Regions from separate parts of the Mus musculus genome. Here region 1 is linked to region 2. A link is a loop called in an ENCODE intact Hi-C map of the cell type or tissue named here. Cell type or tissue: gastrocnemius. All regions are shown on one strand. Each heading gives the region's core, and the rest is flanking DNA. Links, peaks and the distances in the headings are about the cores only. Region 1 overlaps Kcnma1 (potassium large conductance calcium-activated channel, subfamily M, alpha member 1). Region 2 holds the start of Kcnma1 (potassium large conductance calcium-activated channel, subfamily M, alpha member 1).

Region 1 (9,680 bases), core at 1,154-9,153, 130 kb before region 2:
TTGTCCACCCCATTTTGGAGACTGCTAGACAAGAATTCAGCGCTGCTATTTCTAAGGACTGGCTGTGACAGCCTGTGAACTGCCCCTTGCCCCTAGGGACCAACATCTCAGTTTTGGTTGAGGCAAAGCAATTTCTTCCTTGTTAGTTAAGCCCCTGGAGGAAAGACGATGCCAATCTAAGGCTCCCTTGGGATGCCAGACTTTAGATGCAAGTGGAACAACTGGTAGCTATAAGTGTGGGTCATATACCTGGCAATGTCCAGTGACTGAACATTTATCAGCCCCACCCTGGTCTTGACCTCTGCTGTGAGTTCAAAGCCAATGATTGCATTTACAGATTTTGAGCCAACTTTTGCTTATCATAGAATCATTTCACCAAAGAAGATGAGAAACATAAAGGTGTCCTGAAAGATGACACCTACCTCCAAAAACCTGTCATCTAAAGGCAGACGGGAGGAGATGGAGTCCTTTCTCCTTCAGAGGGCATGGAGGAGCACTGAGTCAGAGACTGAAAAGTAGTCTCTGGGATCTTCTCCAGTAATAATAGATAACATTCAGGTAATACAATGTGCCCAGGACACTAGCATCCTTGGCTGCCAGATGAGGTACAGTGACCATATGGCTTAGATTAGCCAGGGTTGAGGGGTCTTCCAATATGCCAGGCTTTGGATGCTAAAACCTTAGCAGTCCAGAGCTCCAGCCAACTGGAGCAATTGGTGATGTCAAGTGTGGAACATCTACCCAGCAAGGTGATGGAGTGTTTATCAGCTCCACTCTGACCCTGACCTCTGCTGTAAGGTGTTCAAAGAAAGCTGGAGGAAGGCTGAGGCCACTGTTCTAAAGGGTGATGTAATCCTACCAAGATAGAAGTGATATAACAATAAAAATAAGGTATTCAGTACATCAAATGTCAACATCAGATAAAAACAGATGCTGGAAAGAGGACATAAGGCAGGCTGAACTGATTGGGATAGATGGTCTAAAGGAAGCTGGGATGCAGGAGACAGAATAAGCATGAATGTACCACAACATTGCTTCCAGATCACCTGCAACTCCCTCTACCTCCTGCCTCCATCAACGACAGCAGAATAGAACCTTCTATCAGATCCAACCTCTTGCTGCCCTTCTCAAATCCCACAGCCTCAGTGTTCTTGTCTTTAAAATAGAACCAAGCCCACCTGACTTGCAAAGTTTTCTGGAAAGGAAGCCCTTCACACAAACACTTTGACAGCTTGCCTTAGAGAATGCGCTCCGCAAAGCCCCACTGTTCATAGCCTCTCTTGCCCTCTTCCATCTGTTCACGCACCTGGAGGGTTTTAAAGGGCCTGTGCTTTACACCTAGCACTTTCACACTAGTGAGCCTTTAAAACCAGTATCACAGACTGGGGACTGCTCCGACCTGTCACTCCCAAAGCAAGCCAAGGATGTATGGGAGGAGAGAGTGAGGGAAAGCCAAGCTTCAAGCCAGGCCAAGCCTGAGAGCTTCCCCCAGCTCTGTTCAGATAAAAGAAAGGAAGAAAGAAAGAAGGAAAGAAAGAAAGAAAGAAAGAAAGAAAGAAAGAAAGAAAGAAAGAAAGAAAGAGGAGGGGAGGGGAGGGGAGGGGAGGCAAGGCAAGGCAAGGAGGGAGGGAGAGAGAGAGAGAGAGGAAGGAAGGAAGGAAGAAAGAAAGAAAGAAAGAAAGAAAGAAAGAAAGAAAGAAAGAAAGAAAGAAAGAAAGAAAGAAAGAAAGAACTGCATTCAGCTTTCAACTAGAACTCAGTACTGCACTCAAGTCATAGGGAGATTCTCCTGGCTCCCCAGCCTCCAAGTACCAAAGACAAAATTCTGCCTTAGGAACTATCCTCTCAGATGGTGACAAGCCCAAGCCCCCAGCTAAACATTAGCTCAGGATGACTTAAGACTCTTGGAAAAGAGCCTCCTAAGAGCAAAGATGCTGGTCTCAAGAAGCCCTGTGTGTAAAATATTACCCCAAACCTCAGGTAGCACATTGTCGGTAGGATCGGGGAGGGTTCCCTCCTTGCAGGTCAGTGCTAGAATTAGAAAAATGTAGTAGAATTAAAGGGCTGAATTCCCACCATTAAGCATTCACTTCAGTCTCATAGGTCACCTGGAGAGACAAGTCACATGGGAAACAAAGATGGGGATAGATATAGGGACATCTCACTGTCCATCAATGGATTCCGCTCCACTGAACTCCTCCTTATATTTCCATTTTGTGTTACATCTTTAATAAAAAGCCCTAGTAAAAGCAATTAGATTGGGTCAGAATTTGGGGGTTTGGGATTTTGAGGGGTTTTGTTTTGTTTTTAGTTTTTCATGTTTTGAAATAGGCTCTCATGTAGCCCAGGCTGACCTCAAATCATATAGCCAAGGCTAGCCTTGAATGCCTGGTGTGATGAGTTTATCTCACAAATGCTGAGATTACAAGTGTGTACCGCCAGACTCCCCAACCTTTTTCAGTGTGCAGTTCCCTCACTGTTGGGGCCAGTGCTGTCAATTTGGCATCACAATTCAGTACAAGAGACACACCACATATCCTGTGATTTTTTTTTTTAAATCCATCAACCTGAAGTATAAGACATTTGGAAAAGAGCAATAACTCAAGGCATTCATTCTCAAACCATGGTCCTGGGGCAGTAGCTGTATATGCAAATTAAATAGAAATGCTCAGATCTCCATTCCTATCCCAGATCTATGGTTTAGAGAGTCCTGATAATCACACACAGGGTGATTCTGAGTGTTTGAACAGGGCCTCCTATCAGTGTAGGTGACTACTTAGACCTAAAAGCCAATGATGTCGTCCTGTACTGTCAGACACTTTCTTTAAAATGCTTGACTTCTGCAGGTACTCATTCCCTCACGTTTGGACATCTACTCCATAAAGGTCAATGACAGTCAGACACTGGACATCATATGGATAGTCACAAGATGGCAGGTAGCATGATGAATCCTCCAAGAAGCCATCTTGTGTGCATCAGAATGTTGAGAAGCATTTGGTCCAAATCCCCTCTTAAAGCAAGTCTGAGCCAACAGAAGTAAGTGCGCTACCAGGCTGAGACTTTACACAGCAAGTTGTTCTTCAGGAGTGGCTACAGATATGAGCTCCTCCAGGAACTATCTTGCTGTCTGCACAGTTGAGCGGGCTCAGGAGAGGGGCCTGCCCAGAAACTGCTAGGTCCTTCCTGACTGCCCACTTTATAGCCCATTGTCTGGACTGCTGAGGAAGCAAGGCACATAGAAGACCAAGCAGGAAATGCAAGGATTCCATTGGCCAGCAGGAGCTGTCTTGAGCACTGAGGGAGCATCACCCTGCACTGTCCTCTCCTTCTGGACCAGCTGCTGCTGGCTGTCCAGCTCTGTCCCCTGTAGCAAGCTGCAACCTCAAGAGCCACATGGCGACAGCAGCCCTGTCCTGGAAGGTGTTGTAACCAGGTGGTTCTCGGCCCCTATGGCCTGGAAGTCAGCAAGAGAGGTCACTCTGCTCCTAGTTGAGCAACAGAGTTGCCATGACTTCCATCTGCTCTAGTGTTCCAGGGACACAGGTCACTTGCTGACACTTCACTTGAACTATCCTCCAGTTATAAAAAGGGACTACTCACCACCCTCTCAACTTACAGACCATTTGGCCCACCATGGATGGTGGGCCAGCTTCTCCCCTAGGAACCTGCCAACCCAGAGCTTGGCTAACTACTCACCTCTCAGGGCTACCATCCATCACTTCAACAGAAGCAACGACAACAAAGAAGAGAAACATCTTACTTATGTGAAACAGAAATAAGACAGACCCATCTTCTCTTTTATCTCCTTGTTCTGCAAACTGCATTCTATTAGCAAGCCAGGAACAGCAAGAACTGTCCTTCTCAGAATAGATCTTGGGAAGGCACAAGAGAAAAGGCCTGGACAGTGACCTAGAGTAAAACTTCGTGGATGTAAGGAAAGTTGGTTTTCTTTTTCCATAATGGGGCAGGGGCTTCCAGAAATATAAGAAGTCCTAAACTCGGGTATTTAGCTTTATCTTTGTGTCCCAGCCCTGACTCAGAGATGGTCCTCATCCTAGCAAGCCATCCTCTTCCCTTAGGGATCTATTCTCCATCTTTGGATTTAGATAGAGGGTCTATCTCAACACTGCTGCCATTTGGTCCAGGGGGTCCTTTACAGTGCCAGCTGTCTCAACATGATGGGACAGTGAACAACACTGTCCCTAGTTTCTCACCCATTGGATTCGAGCAGTACTCCACTCAACTGTGCCAAATACACCATGTGACCATTACACCTACTTAGGAACCCTTGCATGGAGTAGGTGTATATCCTGGCGTGTATATACAGATCTGTGGGAAAGATTCCTCTTAATTCTTGAACTCTCACAACGAGCCTGATATAAGATGTGAATTACCAAGGTCTGATTACATGACAATCTGTCACAAATTGTACCCCTACCTGATTCACCTCCTCCTCAGTCAGCATTCCAGAGCTGGCCAGCCCATGCCCCAGTAAATAGCCCCAATTCTTCGAGAGCCTCACCCAGCCGCTGCTTGACAATATTCAAACATGAAATTACCAACACCCTGATGAGAAGCAATGACATACGCTTCAAAGCCAGCTTCTGCGGGCTCACAATTAATGTGAAGACAATGCTGGCAGCTATCTTCAGGGTGCTGCCACAGCTATGCCTGTGCCTGGCTAATGAGGGTCATTTAATCCTCCCAACAGCTCTAAGAGGTTGATGCTATGCCAAATTATATTTAACAGTTGAAGAAAAGGTTCAGAGAGGTTAAAAACTTTGTCTAAAGTCACCGAGTGAGCCTAATTTTAGAAACTAGACTCTTTCCACAGCAGTGTGCTCTGTATGTACAGCTTTGGGGGTGGGGGGAGCAGGATCTGGGAGCTTCCTGCTTTCCCATTCTGGGGAAAATCTCAGGGGTGGGCTTTATTCTCCAGAACTATACGAATCCAGTGGACAGTGGTCCAGCAAACATTTTGAAGGCACCTTTACCATACCAAGAACCCCACTTGTCATAAGGATGCTACACACAGACATCCTTTATTTATGACAGGGCCATGGCTCAGTAAAGCCATCAGAAGATAAAAAATATTATATGCAAAAATGCCACATAATATATATAAGCTGCCAAGCAGTGGGGCTTATCATAGCCAGATTTCAGCTACCCAGAACACACACATCCACTCACGCTTGGGCAGAATCATCTAAAATGTAGCCAGTTTTCTAGTAACTGCTGGCTATCTAATGTGCAGGGAACACCGCACACGAATCTAAGCCCAGAGTGGACACACACTATTAATATAGATAAAAGCGCACTGGGTCTGGAGAGTGCTGGACTTAAATCAGTTACTGGACATTGAGATAATCACAGTACAGATGATTGAGTCGCCTCAGGGCCACACCAAGAGCTATGGCTCATGGCTGCTGCCTGGCACCATGGGGCAGATTCATGCCATATATCACTCATTGGGAAAAGATAAAACTTTGAAGTACAGTGATTGCTGAATGCAGATCATTTTCACAGCATCCTAAGCTAGGTGTCCAGACAACACACTAACTTATAAATGTTCCCTGACTAGGTATTACCCTGAACCTCTTTGTAACTCCAGCACCTGCTAGAGAGCCAAGGCCACAGCAGGGACCCATACGATGAAATGTCAGTTGCAGTAAGTACTCCCCTTGGAAACTCACCCCTCTGGATGTAAGCAATGATTGCAGAAAAACTGGCTACCACCCTCAAGTGACCTCAGCCCTTCACCCCAAACTCTTAATAATACTGCTCCTCGGCTTTGTGGGCTAGCTTGTAGGGTTCCACATCCCCTTGGATATAATTGCAAGTAGGGAGGGAGCTTGAGTAACCTGGTTGCTGGGTGACCCAAAGGATTGGCCTGGGAGACCCCCCCTGAAGAGCTCCTGGAGCTCCTCTCTGACAATGCAAGTGTTCACACCTTCACTTACTAGGTCACCTTGAGTGGGGCTGCCGCGCTGTTCTGTGGCCCAGTTTCCCCCTTGGATAGCACAGTGAGATCTGCCCCCCACGGTGTGCTATTATTACCTGGCACGCCAAGGAATCAGGCCAGCACCACAATAAGGCCACCCCGCCCTCCAAGATTCTTCAAAACTCTGCTCCTTGAGGCAGGACAACAAGGCCATGTAGGAGAGTTTCTCCAATATGCCAAGAGCCATGGGGCAGAGAAGGGAACTGCACAGTGACATAGAAGGCATCATTCCTGGACACAGAACCATGACAAGAGGGACCACAGGACAAAAGACAATAAAGAGTGGGACTCACCCTGGAAATACAGGATTACAACCCATACATACACATACTAACACCATCCCCACTGGTAGAGAGTGTAATTTTAGTAGCCACACAGCCCAGCAAAGCACTTCTCAAGCAGTTATTTTGAGAAATGCTATTAGCCACCGGGTTATTTTTAAGGCCCCTCGTGTGACAGGCATTTATGACATAAACAGCAGCTGAAAGGCAGTTAACCCATAGCTCTGGATTCTTCCAGGGGCCAAGGGCTAGTACCTCAGAATAATCCCAAGCCCCATTTAGATGGAGGGAAAAAGCAACCACCTCACGTGGCTCACCACCTCTGTCATCCTGGTGGCTCCTGCTCTGCTCTGCAGCGATGGGCTGCCGAAACAGCTCTGATCCATGACAGTCAGGTTGCTAATGACAACTCTCAGGACCTGCTCATAGGTCAAAATCCATACAACAATCCCTCCTGGCCTCTACTCAGACTCTGCTCCTAGAACACCAGCCTTTGGCTCTCCATTTTCTCTCATATAAGAAACCCTTCACAGAGAATGCCCGGCCGTCTTCCCACCTCTCAGAACTCAGTTCCCACTGAGCTCCACTCCCCTCATAAAACATCTGTGCCTGTTAGCCAATGCTATGGCATCCTATTGTCCAATATGGTAACTGCAGAGAGCAGCAATGAACTGTTCCAGATATCTAAGCTATGGGCTGTTGAATGCCCCTCAATGAGGAAGTGGCCGATGTTTAAGATGATGTGTATGCTAATCACCTCCATCTGATCAGCATAAAGACCTTATGTGTATTAAACACCACATTGTGTCCTGAAGGATGAAGAATTGTCATGTACAATAAAATAAAATGTCTGCTTTAATAGTCTGGGTCATCTGATAGCTTTTATTATTTAAGTGTTTTGTTTTTCAAGACAGGGGTTCTCCATGTGGCCCTGGCTGTCCTGGAACTCTCCATGTAGACCAGGCTGGCCTCAAACTCAGAGACCCACCTGCCTCTGCCTCCCAAATGCTGGGATTAATGGAGCATAGCAACCACCACTGACCTGCCTTAACTTTTAGCTGTGTGAAGCTAGTTCTATAGAAACTCCTGCCAGATACTGAGTGCTTAACACAGGCCAGGCATCACTTAAAATCCTTTACAAAACTCAATGAATTCCCCCAGGGAATTTAAGAATGAGGAAACTGGGCCATTCTATATGGAGCTTCCTTGCAGGCTGGTCTCTATGCAAGACCAGGTAGCAAGGCCACTAAAGTCACAAATTCAGAGAAGGATTGCCTGGGTTAAAACCCAGTTCTCCACCTCAGGTAAGTTTCTCACAGCCAATTTGTCCTTTGTCTTTTTCTGGGCTCCCACACAGAGTGGATACACAAACCCTGACAAAACCTCTTTGCCAGCACCTGGCACACAGCAGTAAAGGTGAGGCACCGGTGTGTTTTGAGAACGACTAATTGGTCACCTACAATGTAGCAGGCAAGATACTGAAGCATCCCACATGCATTATCTTATTTGATGCTCGAAAGTCCTTGTAGAAATTTACAGAGCAATCAAGCTTAGAGAAGCAAAATCGTTCACCTAAGGTCAATGCTAGACAGTGGAAACTTGAACCAAACAGTTGGGACACAAGTCTGAGTTTATTAACCCAAATTCTCTGCTGCTTGTCTTTGCAAACTCATCAGCTCTTCAGATTCCCCGCTGCTCCTGGCACTGAGCTGGGTCCTTTAAACATACTTAACAACTGTTTCTGGCAAGGCTGGCTGACTACAGAGACTGACTGTGGGCTAAAGACCTCCAGCCCCTTCCAGGAAACCCTTGGCCCATCATCTCTCTCTACACTTCTCAAAAGAAGCAGGTCTCATTCTTAAAATACAGAAGCAATGTGGCAGGACACTTAGAAAGGCATCACTGCCATTCAGTATGACAACAAAGTACCACAGAGATCCAAGGCCCAAAGGTCAGAAATCCGGTTCCAGCCAGCCAAGGCAGCACCATAGTATGAAGGAGCAGCCCAGCCTGATAGGCATGGGACGTGAGCTGGAGGCAGCACGAAGGGGGGAGGAAAGTCCAACTGAGCCATGCATGTGAGTGAGTTACATGTGTAGTTCAATTTTAGGCACTGGGCAGATTTGTAAAGCTCAACACCCTCCTACAGTTGCCTACAAAAAGCCAAAAGTTTAACACCATACCAATCAATCAACATAGGTGTGCTGGAAGGGGAGTGTGCCCAACCCAGAGCAGAGAGGCCAAGAGCTGAGGGAAGAGAGTCATGCCTGACCCCAGTGGCTTACGATCTTGGCCAAGGAAAAGACCAGCACCACTGGGAACATTCATTGCAGGGATCAGCAAACTCCGATGTGATTAGGCCATTTAATTTAACATTTTCCTGCTAACCTATTACACGCCAGGGAGCTCCTGTGTATCCCAAAGCCTGTGATACCTTCTCTGGGCAGTGCCAGTAAACACCTGGCACAGTTCTGCTGCAGATGGTGGAGGAAGACAGCCCCCAAGCAAATGCTCCTCTCCTACTCACAGAGGAGCCTGGCCATCTAAGAGTGCAGACATCAACTAGAGCAGCTAACGTTCCAAAATGACAAGCACAGGCTAGGGAGATGGCTCAGAGGGTAAGGTGCACGCTGTCTAAGCATGGGGACCAGTGTGCAGATCCCCAACATCTATATAAACGCCTCACAGGAGTGGCAGCCTATAATCCCAGCCCTTGACAAGCAGAGACAAGGAATCCTTGGAGCAGGCTGGCTCTAGACCAGCCAAACCAGTGACCTATGGGTTCAGCAAGAGAGCCCACCTCAGCAAATAAAGCAAATGGGGAAGTCAACTGACTGATGTGAACTTCTGATCCTCACATTCATATACACTGCACACACTCATGCAAGCATCCCTAAAGACAAGTATACCCTCATACACAGTCACACACACACACACACACACACACACACACACACACACACACACACACAAGAAAATAAAGATAAAAGAGAACCACAACTCCAGACTGGGGGGTGCTGTCAGATAAGGCATTCAAGGCAGAGGTTTACAGTGCTAAAGACTCATCACATTGTGCTTGACTTTGAAAGGCACCCTCTGCTCAATCTGGGTATCTTCTCAAAAACAAAGTCACAGATTTCATTATCCAGTGCCTTTTCCGGGCCTTAAGTTGAGCAGGATAGGCTACTGAGGAAGGCTCTGCAAAAGGGTGGTCCTGATGCCTGCTGGGCTTGACACTCATATTCCTGTCTGTCTTGGGCACCCTCAATGCCACATCCTCGTGACCCCATCTAAGGAAGTTGGGAAGGAGCTGCTCAGAGAAAAACATAGGAAGGAAGGTCTGCAGCCTTCAGGAAGGCCACAAATTGTGTGCTCTGCCTACAGAAGCTGCCTAGAGT
Region 2 (9,680 bases), core at 1,161-9,160:
CAGACATCTGAATCTCCAGTCCCAGGGGACCCAACCCCTCTTCTGACCTCTACAGGCTTCTGCGTGCACTTGATGCACATCTGTATACTCAGGTACATATAAAATTAAAATTTTTAATAACCAATGAGAACAAGCTATCTGGACAAGACCAGGTCAGATCCCCCGTGACTGGGGGCTGACAGTATCTCCCTAGCCACCCTAGGTGAACTGACCACAAAAGAGTATGTGGAGGTCATCGGTGCTGGCAATTGCCAGGACAAGAGGAAACCAGGCACTGAGGCCAATCTGGAATCTAGAGTTCCAGGGTGCTGATGCCGCAGTCCTGATTGAATGCACCAGACCAGACCCTGGGTAATTACCAAGCCATAATGGGATCTGATATTTATATTAGTCACGAGCTTGTCGGAGAAAATGTGTTGTTTTCTCAGACATAGCCATGGAGACAACACCTCAATAATTCACAACATGCAGACCATCCTTGACCAAGACCGAGGTTCTATAGGGATGATAGCTCTGACTGAGATTATCGGTCCGTCTATGCCTTGCCACAGGCAGGTCCTTCAGCAAACCAGAGGCCCATCCACAAATGGCCTACTTCCCCAAACACTTGACCACACGCTAGCAGATGAATAAAACAAGGGCAGGGGGTGGGGGAAGACACATAGGTGTCCAAAGGAATGGGAAGGACCACAAAGCTGAGCTTAAAATCTTTCCCCAAACTGCTCTGTCCTTCCATTCTCCTACGTGTGTTCCCAAGGCAGAGGGAGGTGATTGGAACTTACGGGGTCCAATCCTCAGATTTCCCAGGGACCAGAGAGGTTAAATGGCTTATGCAGACTGCCTGAACAGTTCCCCAGCTCGCTACAATCTAGGACCAGACTGAACCCCAAAATTCTGTGGCCAAATGACCAGTGCACACTGATACAATCCAGGGTGGTGGAGAGAAGCAATAGCATGAAAACCCTCAGCAAAGAACCATGCTCCAATCAGGGGTGGAGTGGTGAGGTTTGCTGTGTGCCTGTTTCACTCTCCTACTATCTGAGACAGGCTATGGCTACCTAGTCCAAGCTGACTTAAAACTCACAATCCTCCTGCCACTGTCTTTGAGTACAGGAATTACAGGCACAGGCCACCACACCTAGCATAAATATTCTTTGTTCCTCCCTTCTTCTCCCCAAATGTTTATAATCCTTTAAAAAAAATGATGATGATAATAATAATAATAATAATGATGATGATGAAGTCATTAGCTATGTGTTATTTGGAGACCAGAGGCACAAATGAACAGAGACCCTGAGATATATGTCCACAGTCTTGGGTTCCTTTGACCAAAAAACCACGGTGCAGACCTGGAGAACAAATATATAAAATTCCAGGCTCCTGCCGAAACATGTCCCCTCAGGAATGTCAGATGCTGAGAAGATACCTTCTCCGGAACTCCAGCTCCTAGTAAGCCACACTGGACCCGGATTAGGGTCAGGGTGGGCAAAGAGGCTTGAGGGTGGGCAGAAGATTCTGTGGAAAGGCAGCAGAGGATTGCTTACGGAGCCTGGCAAGTCACAAGTGTTCTAAACTTGAGCTGAATTCTTTATTCTGTACCGAGTCTTAACAAAACTACTGAATACTTGGAAAGCAAAGAGGAGATGAATAACTGCAAAACAAATGCAGAGCCCAGAAGGTAGAAAGGGAAGCACCTAAAAATTCTCTTTTACCATTGTTAGGTACAGGGAGTTGAGTATACGCACAATTTAATCCAACGAATCAAGAGGCAGATATTAAGAAAACTGGGCACGATTCTAAAGGAACTCACAGTACCAAAAAGAGCTTGATGCTATTCTGTTTTGACCTTCAATCTTTCCAATCAACCACAATCATCTTTTACTCCAGGGTCTGCATTGAAACTCTCAACTGTGTGCACTCCACTAGTCTTAAAGCTAAAATATATGTAGAGGAATAGGTACGGATTGTTGTTTTGTTTTTTTTTTAATTGTTGTTACACAAAACCTTTTTTCTGAGAAAACTGGCAAAAGCTATTCTGGTCATTATTTAGAAAGGGGATTCTTTATGTAAATTCCTTAAGAGACATTTCATGACACACACTATACCAGCACAGGGTACCCCCTAGAGTAAAAAGATGCTAGACGCTCCGCTTAAAACCTTAGAAAGACAAAAAGGACTCATTATGACCAAATTTGTTCACTTTCTGAAAACAGAAAGTAGTTTTTTTAAAAAGCCAACCCAAGTCACTTCCATATAGAAAGTAACTGAGATGCGTGCAACTAAAGATAGTCACCAAGTCTCAGTATGAGAGGGAGACACTCCCAGGACAAGCTGAAGATGCAGGAGAAAGAATGGGTGAATGTGATTCTATGATCAGACAGAGACCATCTCTGGGTCTGGCTATAGGAACCTTGCTTAATCTGAGGGCTTCTCTGGAAGGCCATCGGTCTTTCTCCTTGAAAAGGAAGGGGGAACCTCCATCCTCAAGAAGGGGACTCTAAACAAAGCTCACCTGTCACCATTGGAGGCTTTCAGAGCAATGCCAAGAGGAAGCAAAGAAGGAAGGGTGGTTTTTTTCTTTTTCCTCCCTTATTCCAACACACCAGTATTTTCCAAAACACAAATGTGCTGCCACAAAACACAGCTGAGCCCAGCACCTACGGTGATGTATAATTAATGACAGAGAGTGCTTCGGTTGCCCTTGGGTTTCATAGCCTTCCCCCTTAGCCTAACTCTTCTCTTTAGCAGCTGTACGCTGCTACAAGTTGCTGAGCCCTGTGACTTCTCAAGGGGGTCCCGGATGAACTTTTCTAGAGCAGGTGTGAACATTTGGGGACCAAGATGAGTGTCTTGCACAATCCCCCTAGAGATATCCTCTGTCCAAAAGTATGGGTGCTATTCTGTCCTCTTGGATGAGAATTTCTCTAAAAGACTGCACCCAGTTCAGCTCCTCTTTTTTCCCAGTTCTTTCTTTTATTCATTCTGTAGTTCTCGCTCAAACATTGCCCACCCCCGGTCCACCGCCCCCCAGCAAGTGCTAGGTGGTGGGCAGGGACCCCTCTAGGGAGATGGCCACAGCCCAGGAGTAAAGCCTAGCAACCACACATCTGAGATGTGAGTCCTAACACTGTGGGCGACTCTGCCAGGAATAGCTTAAGACGACTTCTAGCCACATCAAGTGCCAAAAGGGGGCTTAGTGAAGCAGAGGTCCCTTGGACTCTTAGGAGTGCAGCCCTGGTGCTACAGATTGGAGCTGCTGGCTGTATTTGTGGGGATCCAAAGTTGATGGCCTGGGAGGGGAGTGTAGAGGTGGCAAAAGTACTTGGGGTAGGGTAATGTTCCACAAAGAAAATGTAAGGGATGGAGTGGGCGGTGACATCAGACTTGCAACCATGCCACTTTTAGAAAGTGACTCTCCATAGATTGACCCCATTCTAGGATGGGTCTTCCCAACTTTTTATTGATCCGTGGGCCCCCACTTTCTCCATGATTTCCCCCCCAGAATTCCCAGATGCAAAAGATTTTCTCCCTAGCTCAAAGGATTCCCCCTTCTTTGGGACCCCAGGAACTGATTTCCTCAACAACAACAACAACAACAACAACAACAAAAGTATGAGCTGATCTGTCCCAACTAGTCCACCGTGAGGAGTCTGGCCGCAGCCAGTGAGTGGTGTCCCGCACGCACCCAGGGTCTTTCAGCTTCCTGTGTCCCTGCAAGGTTCCTTCTCCACACTCCGCAACAACGTGCCCAAGAGACACATGTCCCCCCAACCCGGGTCCGGCCATAGTCACCAATAGCCCTACAATAAACAGAGAACTAAAGCGGGGGTCTGCGTCCTGGAGCGCACCTGCTGGGGTCAACTCCTCACCCCTGGCGCACAATCCGAGGGCACAAGGAGAGGGGAGGGAAGGGCAAGCGGCGGGGACAAGGCTGGCAGGGACAGCAGGAGGCAAGACACAGTGCGGAGCTAAGAGGTGGGCTGCGGGGGACGCCGAGAAACGGCTGGGATGGCGCAGGGGCGGGCGCCCGGGGCGCGCGTTACCTTCGTCTTGCCCCCGCAGTGGCAGCAAACGGTCCACAGGTACTTGAGCGTCCGCCAGAGCAAGATGATGAAGAGGCCCCCGAAGAAAGTCACCATGGAGGAGGCCAAGAAAGCCCACCACATGCGTTGGCCCCGGCTGTCGCACGGCACCTCCATGGTCACCGGTATGATGAGCGCATCCATCTTGGGCTCGTGGACCGAGGACGAGGAGGAAGAGGAGGAGGAAGAAGAAGAAGAGGAGGAGGAAGAGGAGGAGGAGGACGCGTCTAGGCTGAGATGGTTCGCGTGGATATTGCTGCTCATTCTAAGACCGCTGCCTCCGCCGCCGCCGCCGCCGCCGCCGCTGCTGCCGCCGCCGCCGCCGCCACCGTTTGCCATAGCTAGCAATGGGCGGCAGGCGCAGGGGCTCGAGGGAGCTCCTCCCGCCGCCAGCGCCACCCCGAACACCCATCAACAGCCATGTTGCTGCTACTGCTGCCGCTGCCGCCGCCGCCGCGGAGCGCCGGGAGGGGGGCGGGGAGGCGCCTGGGCTCGGGGCGCTGTGCGCGACCTGGCAGGGTGTGCGGAGATATATACAGCCAAGCGCCGCCGCCCGCCCTCCCCCGGGCTGCCGGCCGGCCCGGGGGGGGGAGGGGATGAGGGAGGGTGGCTCCCACTCCCCGACCCCGGCCCCGATCGCCCCCGGGGCTGCGCGGAGCACCGAGAGCCCAGGGGGCGCCGCGGGCGGTCCGCGCCCGGGGTCTGTGCCTCCCGAAGCTCCGTGAGCGCGATCCCGCGTACCCTCGGCGCCGCCCGGCCCGCCTGGCGTGCGCCACGCGTGTGCGCTGCGCCCGGGCCCGGGGTCTCCCGCCCGTCCCCGCACAGCTCTCTCGGGTGATGAGGCGACAGCTCCTTAGGATCGGAGAATCCGCGCCCTCCCGACCGGGCGTGCCCGCGCCACCCTTCCTCCCCGGGGCTGCGCTCCGCTCCTGGATCGCCGCCTCCTGTGCTCGCGGGGCCGCGGCAGGTTGGTTGCGGCGGTCTGCCCTGCCTCCGCGGCCAGCTAGCCGATGCTCTGCGGGACCCCTTCGGGCCGGGTCTCTGTGACCCTGAGCTTCCTCGGCCTCCGCTCGCTTCTTCCTCCTTGCCTCCTCGGGCTCCTCCTCGTCCCCGTTCTCGCAGCCCGAGCCTCTTCGGCGCGCGCCCCGCGCGCCCCGCAGCCGCCAGCAGTGGCAGCTGCAGCAACTGGAGCGGGCGCGGGCTCAAACAGCCCGAAGCGGGAGGGGAGGAGGCTTACCGGGCTAACTCGCCTCGGCTTGGGGCTGTGTAGGGGCAGCAGGTCATTTGGCAGTGGTGGGGCATGCGGCCCCCCATCTTCCAGGATGTAGAGTATAGCGCCACCAGCCTAGAGGTAGGACTTTGCAGGTGTTGCGCCCCTCTAGGCTCAGCAGGGTACCAGAAGGGGAAACCACCAGGTGTCTGGGGTAGGCCGGTTTTCCCAAAGGGGCCCCTAATAGGGAGAGGAGTGGCTGGTTGTCAGCTAGATTCAGTGGACTTATTGCCCCTAGATTCTAAGGCTTGGAGACTAAGGAAGACCCTAGCCAGTACAGTACACCTGCTGACAGAGAGTTCACTCTTTCGTTTCCAAGATGCCACGTTGTGAGTTGCTGATGAACAACTGGGGCATCTGGAAGTCTGTTGGTAGTCTGTGACCTCTGACAGCTGCAGGTGGGTTTGTTGGTTGTTGTTGTTTGTTTGTTTGTTGTTTCCTTATTAAGCAAAGATGACAGCAGCCTGGTGGTTGGTGTGGAACAAACTGGGTAGAAAAGGAGGTTTCTTAAAGGGCTGCTTCCTAGTTCTTTAGACTCGTGTGGGAAGGGCAAATGGATGACGGGTACTCTGCATTCAGGCTTGCCTTTCTACATTTCTGGTCTCCCGTTTCTCCCCTTTAAAGGGAAGGAGTCCAGGATTGTTCAGCAGCCCCTGTCCCCCGCCCCACCCCCAGTCCCCCTATCGTTGCACACAGAAACTTCCTCCCTCTGGACACTTCTCCAGGCTGGCAGCTGGACCACAACTTTTTCCTGTGCTAATTAAAACCAAGATGATCACTCTCCCCTCACTGCCCACAGTGATTTCCCCAAAGTTTCCAGCTCATTAGTTATAGTCTAATTGGAATTCTCAGGTTCCTTTCAAGACTCTTCATATGGTAAACTGGCCCAAAGGAGCCTCCTTACCTGAACAAGCTGTCTCGACCTAAATCATTGGTCAGCCACACCCTGGCCCTAGGATACAGAGGGCCAAAGAAGGCCAAGCCTGGCAGACACTGAAAATATGTGAGTCTCAAATTGGTTGGTACATTCCTTGGGCTCAGTATACATATCCATTAGAAAAGACTTAAGGTCAAAATCACCTCCCCCATAAAATAGTACACAACAGAAGGCCAGCAAAATGGCTCTGCTGGTAAAGGTACTTGTCTCCAAACCTGACCCCCTGCGCCTGATCCCTGAAATTCACAGAGTCAAAGGAATAAGCTAACTCCTGTTAACCATTCTCTCATGTCCATGTGCATGCTATGGGGCACACTCACATTTACACACACAGAAAGGGGGGTGCTAAAGAAGAGAGCAATAAATGGTGTTTTCTAGAAGCAGAAATTGCCTCAGTCTCCCCTTCAGCATCATCCATCCTTCTGCACTCAGAGGGCTGCAACACAATCCCCATGCATTCAATGGCCCTGGCGCTTTTCCAACATCCTGGGGTAGTTGAACTTTGAAAGGCTGGGGAGAGGTGCAAGAGGCTGCGGTACTGAGATTCCTTTATTGGCCTTCTCACCAGCTGGGTCTGTGCCTTGACACAAGCCTGAGGGACTTTCCTTAAGTCCAAGAATTAACATTTAAAACTCATAACATTCATAGCATAAGTCAGCAAAGGACAGGTACTGTCCTGCCCCACCATGGGTCATCGAGCCTTCAGAATGTATTCCCATAGGAGCAAAACTTGAACCTTTGCAGCCAGTGGTACCCTCTAGGTTCTTCCTACCTAATATCTACAACCTAGATCCCCCTGAAAACTATTATCATGATGACTTAACAAGATGCTAGTGGCTGCTGTGCCTTCTGTCCTCTCACATTTGAAGTCCCCACACCATTACCATTATCATCATCATCATTTAAAGGGCTCCAGAAGTCCCATAAGACACCTACTCCAGCCACCACTCTGTCTGCTCTCGCACCACCCCTAACTTTGCTGACTGAAGCTTTCAGCATCTCCAGTGTTGTCCAAAACCATGACTTGATCAGAATTCATCAGAGACCTTCAGGGTCAATATTATTGCCTGTTCCTGTGTGAACTCAGGGTACTCAGGATATAGGCACAGAATGAGAGTATTCCCAACTACCAGAAGTAGATATCATCAGGCCTTTGCCCATCTCTGACCAGCCTTTTAAGAAGAGGCTCTCCCCCTAGACACAGAGGAACCTCACATTCAAAAGGAACCTTGGACATCACAGGCTTGTGCTGTTCATTCCGAGAGCTACAACAAAAACAGAAACCAGAGGCAAGAGAGAGAACTTGGTGAGAAAAATGCTTGAGTTCAGATCTCTAGCACCCACATAAAATCAAGGCATAGTGATATGCTCTGATGCTGGGAGGTAGAAAGAAATACAGATACCAGGGGAGTTTCAGGATGAATAGCAAAGCCAAAAAACAAAACAAAACAAACAAACAAACAAACAAACAAAATTAAACCAGGAGGGGTAAGCTCCAAATTGAGCCTTCCTCAATTAAGGTAGAAAGCTGACTAAGTAAAACATCTGGCATCAACCTATGCCCTCCAAGCACTGTGCATTAGACCCACACACCACAACACACACACACACACACACACACACACACCACACACACACACTCCATAAACTGGACAAACTGGGACCAGATCAGATCTTCTGGCCCCGGGTTTTGCTCATAGAGTGCAATCCGTGGGAAGAGCAGCAATTAGGGGCCCCTGCCTCCACTTTACTGCTCTGTACACCCACACAGCCCCTCAGAAAGACAGTTGGAGCAGGACCACACAGCTGCAGGAATCTCTGAGCTCTTCTGTCTGTAGCCTTTATCCCAGAGGGCCACATACCAGGCTGTGGCCAAGCTCCAGAGGAACAGAACCCATCCAGCTTGCACAGGATCTGTCACCCATGCCTACTGATTGTCTTTTTACTCTTTCATTAGCCTGGAAAATGGGAAGATCTAGAAGTATCTACAAATAACCCCAGAGCATCATCTCTACCTTCTGTAGGCGTGTCTACAGATTGGGTATCTAGAAGGATTGTACAAGAAATAAAAGCAGGAGAAATAAAAGTAGAAACTTATAGTGAGGCCATTCATTTGCCTGTAAATACATTTAATAGCTTCCCAGACTCTTCAGCAAATGCACATGTGTCTATGGTCACCTTCAGAGCAAGCCTGGGTTTTCAAATCTGTTACCTATTCTAAGCTGGGTATTCCCCCATGGGACTTAAAAGAAGTACATGAGAGGAAGACCACAAGCACACAAACTAAAAAAACAAAAATGAAGTCCAGGGAGACTGAAAGGCTGTCTACGCAGATGTCAGCAGTGTCACAGTGTCACTGAGCTTCACCTTTCTCCAGCCCCAGCCTGGACCTAATGAACCCTGAGACTCACATTACAAAAAGGAATTACGAATCTGTTGGGAGATTCAGTAATGCCTCCCTAAGTGATGTGGCGTCCTCTGGTGGCGTCTTCTGGTAGACCACTACTTGGTGACTATTCAAAGGGAGGCTGACTCATTCAGTTGAGACCTGAAAATCCTGAAGAACATTTCACAGTCAAACAAACAATGTAAGCACGGGAAAGGGAACGATGGGTTTGGGTGATAGTCGTTAGAGGACACATGCTGACTACAGTTAATAATGGTTAGTAAACTTGAGAAGGGACACCAAGGGTTCTGACCACAGATGCATACAAGAAAAAGGTAATATCTAATCAGCTTGAGTTCACCAGCTATTCATCCCACAAAAAATAAATATTTCAAATAATGCTGTGCAATATACATACATACAATTTTTGTCTGTTTAAATGTTAAAGCTGGAGAGATGCCCCGGCGGCTCAGGGCATGTGTGGCTCCTAAAAGACCCTACTTTGTTTCCCAGCACCCACATAATGGCTCACAACCATCTGGAACTCTAGTTCTGAGAAATCCGGTGCCCTCTGCTAATCTCTTAAGGCATCAACCACTCATGTGGTTCACATATAGGCATGCAGATAAAACGCTCGCCCATAAAATGAATAAATTAAATGCTTTAAGTAAAAGTAAAGAGAAATATCATATCCAAGATGATATCAACTTTTCACTTATGAATTCTGTACCATATAAAGTGTTGGTATGAAGGTAGATGGCCCAGTTCATGTTCTTTCCACAACACAATCTAATGCTCCATCTTGGCTATGACTGTCATTAGTATCTCCACACTTCCTTAAATTATCATGATGTGAAAAGCTGGAGAGAGTTGGCAACATGAGATTGGCGCTCAGAACTAATGTGCACATTTAAAAAAAATAACTGGGCATGAGGCTCACTTAAAATCTTAGATCTGGACAGTCTGGAGCAGGCAGATCCCTAGGAGTCACTGACCAGTCAGACT

The links. Hi-C counts contacts between places; a loop is a spot of excess contacts. Peaks named below come from ENCODE experiments on the same cell type or tissue, not always from the same donor. Only the 100,000 strongest peaks of a DNase experiment are listed, where the experiment ranks them.
Region 1: it touches region 2 in a loop (6-fold over the local background); 2 of 42 quality-filtered maps call a loop at or near these places.

The regions. Positions count from the first base shown.
Region 1 is chr14:23,871,271-23,880,950 of GRCm38, forward strand. All of the region lies in intron 1 of Kcnma1 (potassium large conductance calcium-activated channel, subfamily M, alpha member 1), which reads right to left. Among named protein-coding and RNA genes, the nearest start is that of Kcnma1, 130 kb to the right of the region's middle. In gastrocnemius, for the core only: a CTCF peak has its summit at 3,317; no DNase peak of the experiment used is centred there; H3K27ac peaks cover 6,531 bases.
Region 2 is chr14:23,999,705-24,009,384 of GRCm38, forward strand. Kcnma1 (potassium large conductance calcium-activated channel, subfamily M, alpha member 1) reads right to left here and starts at 4,501. Exons shown (of 28, transcript NM_001253364.1): 1 at 4,044-4,501. The coding sequence starts at 4,421. It overlaps 4930519K11Rik (RIKEN cDNA 4930519K11 gene), which reads left to right and starts at 5,287. Exons shown (of 3, transcript NR_131107.1): 1 at 5,287-5,433; 2 at 5,591-5,750; 3 at 5,977-6,133. In gastrocnemius, for the core only: CTCF peaks have their summits at 4,532, 5,426 and 8,782 (motif pointing left); DNase peaks (open chromatin) are centred at 4,130, 4,601, 5,165, 6,771 and 1 more place; H3K4me3 peaks cover 4,052 bases; H3K27ac peaks cover 3,711 bases.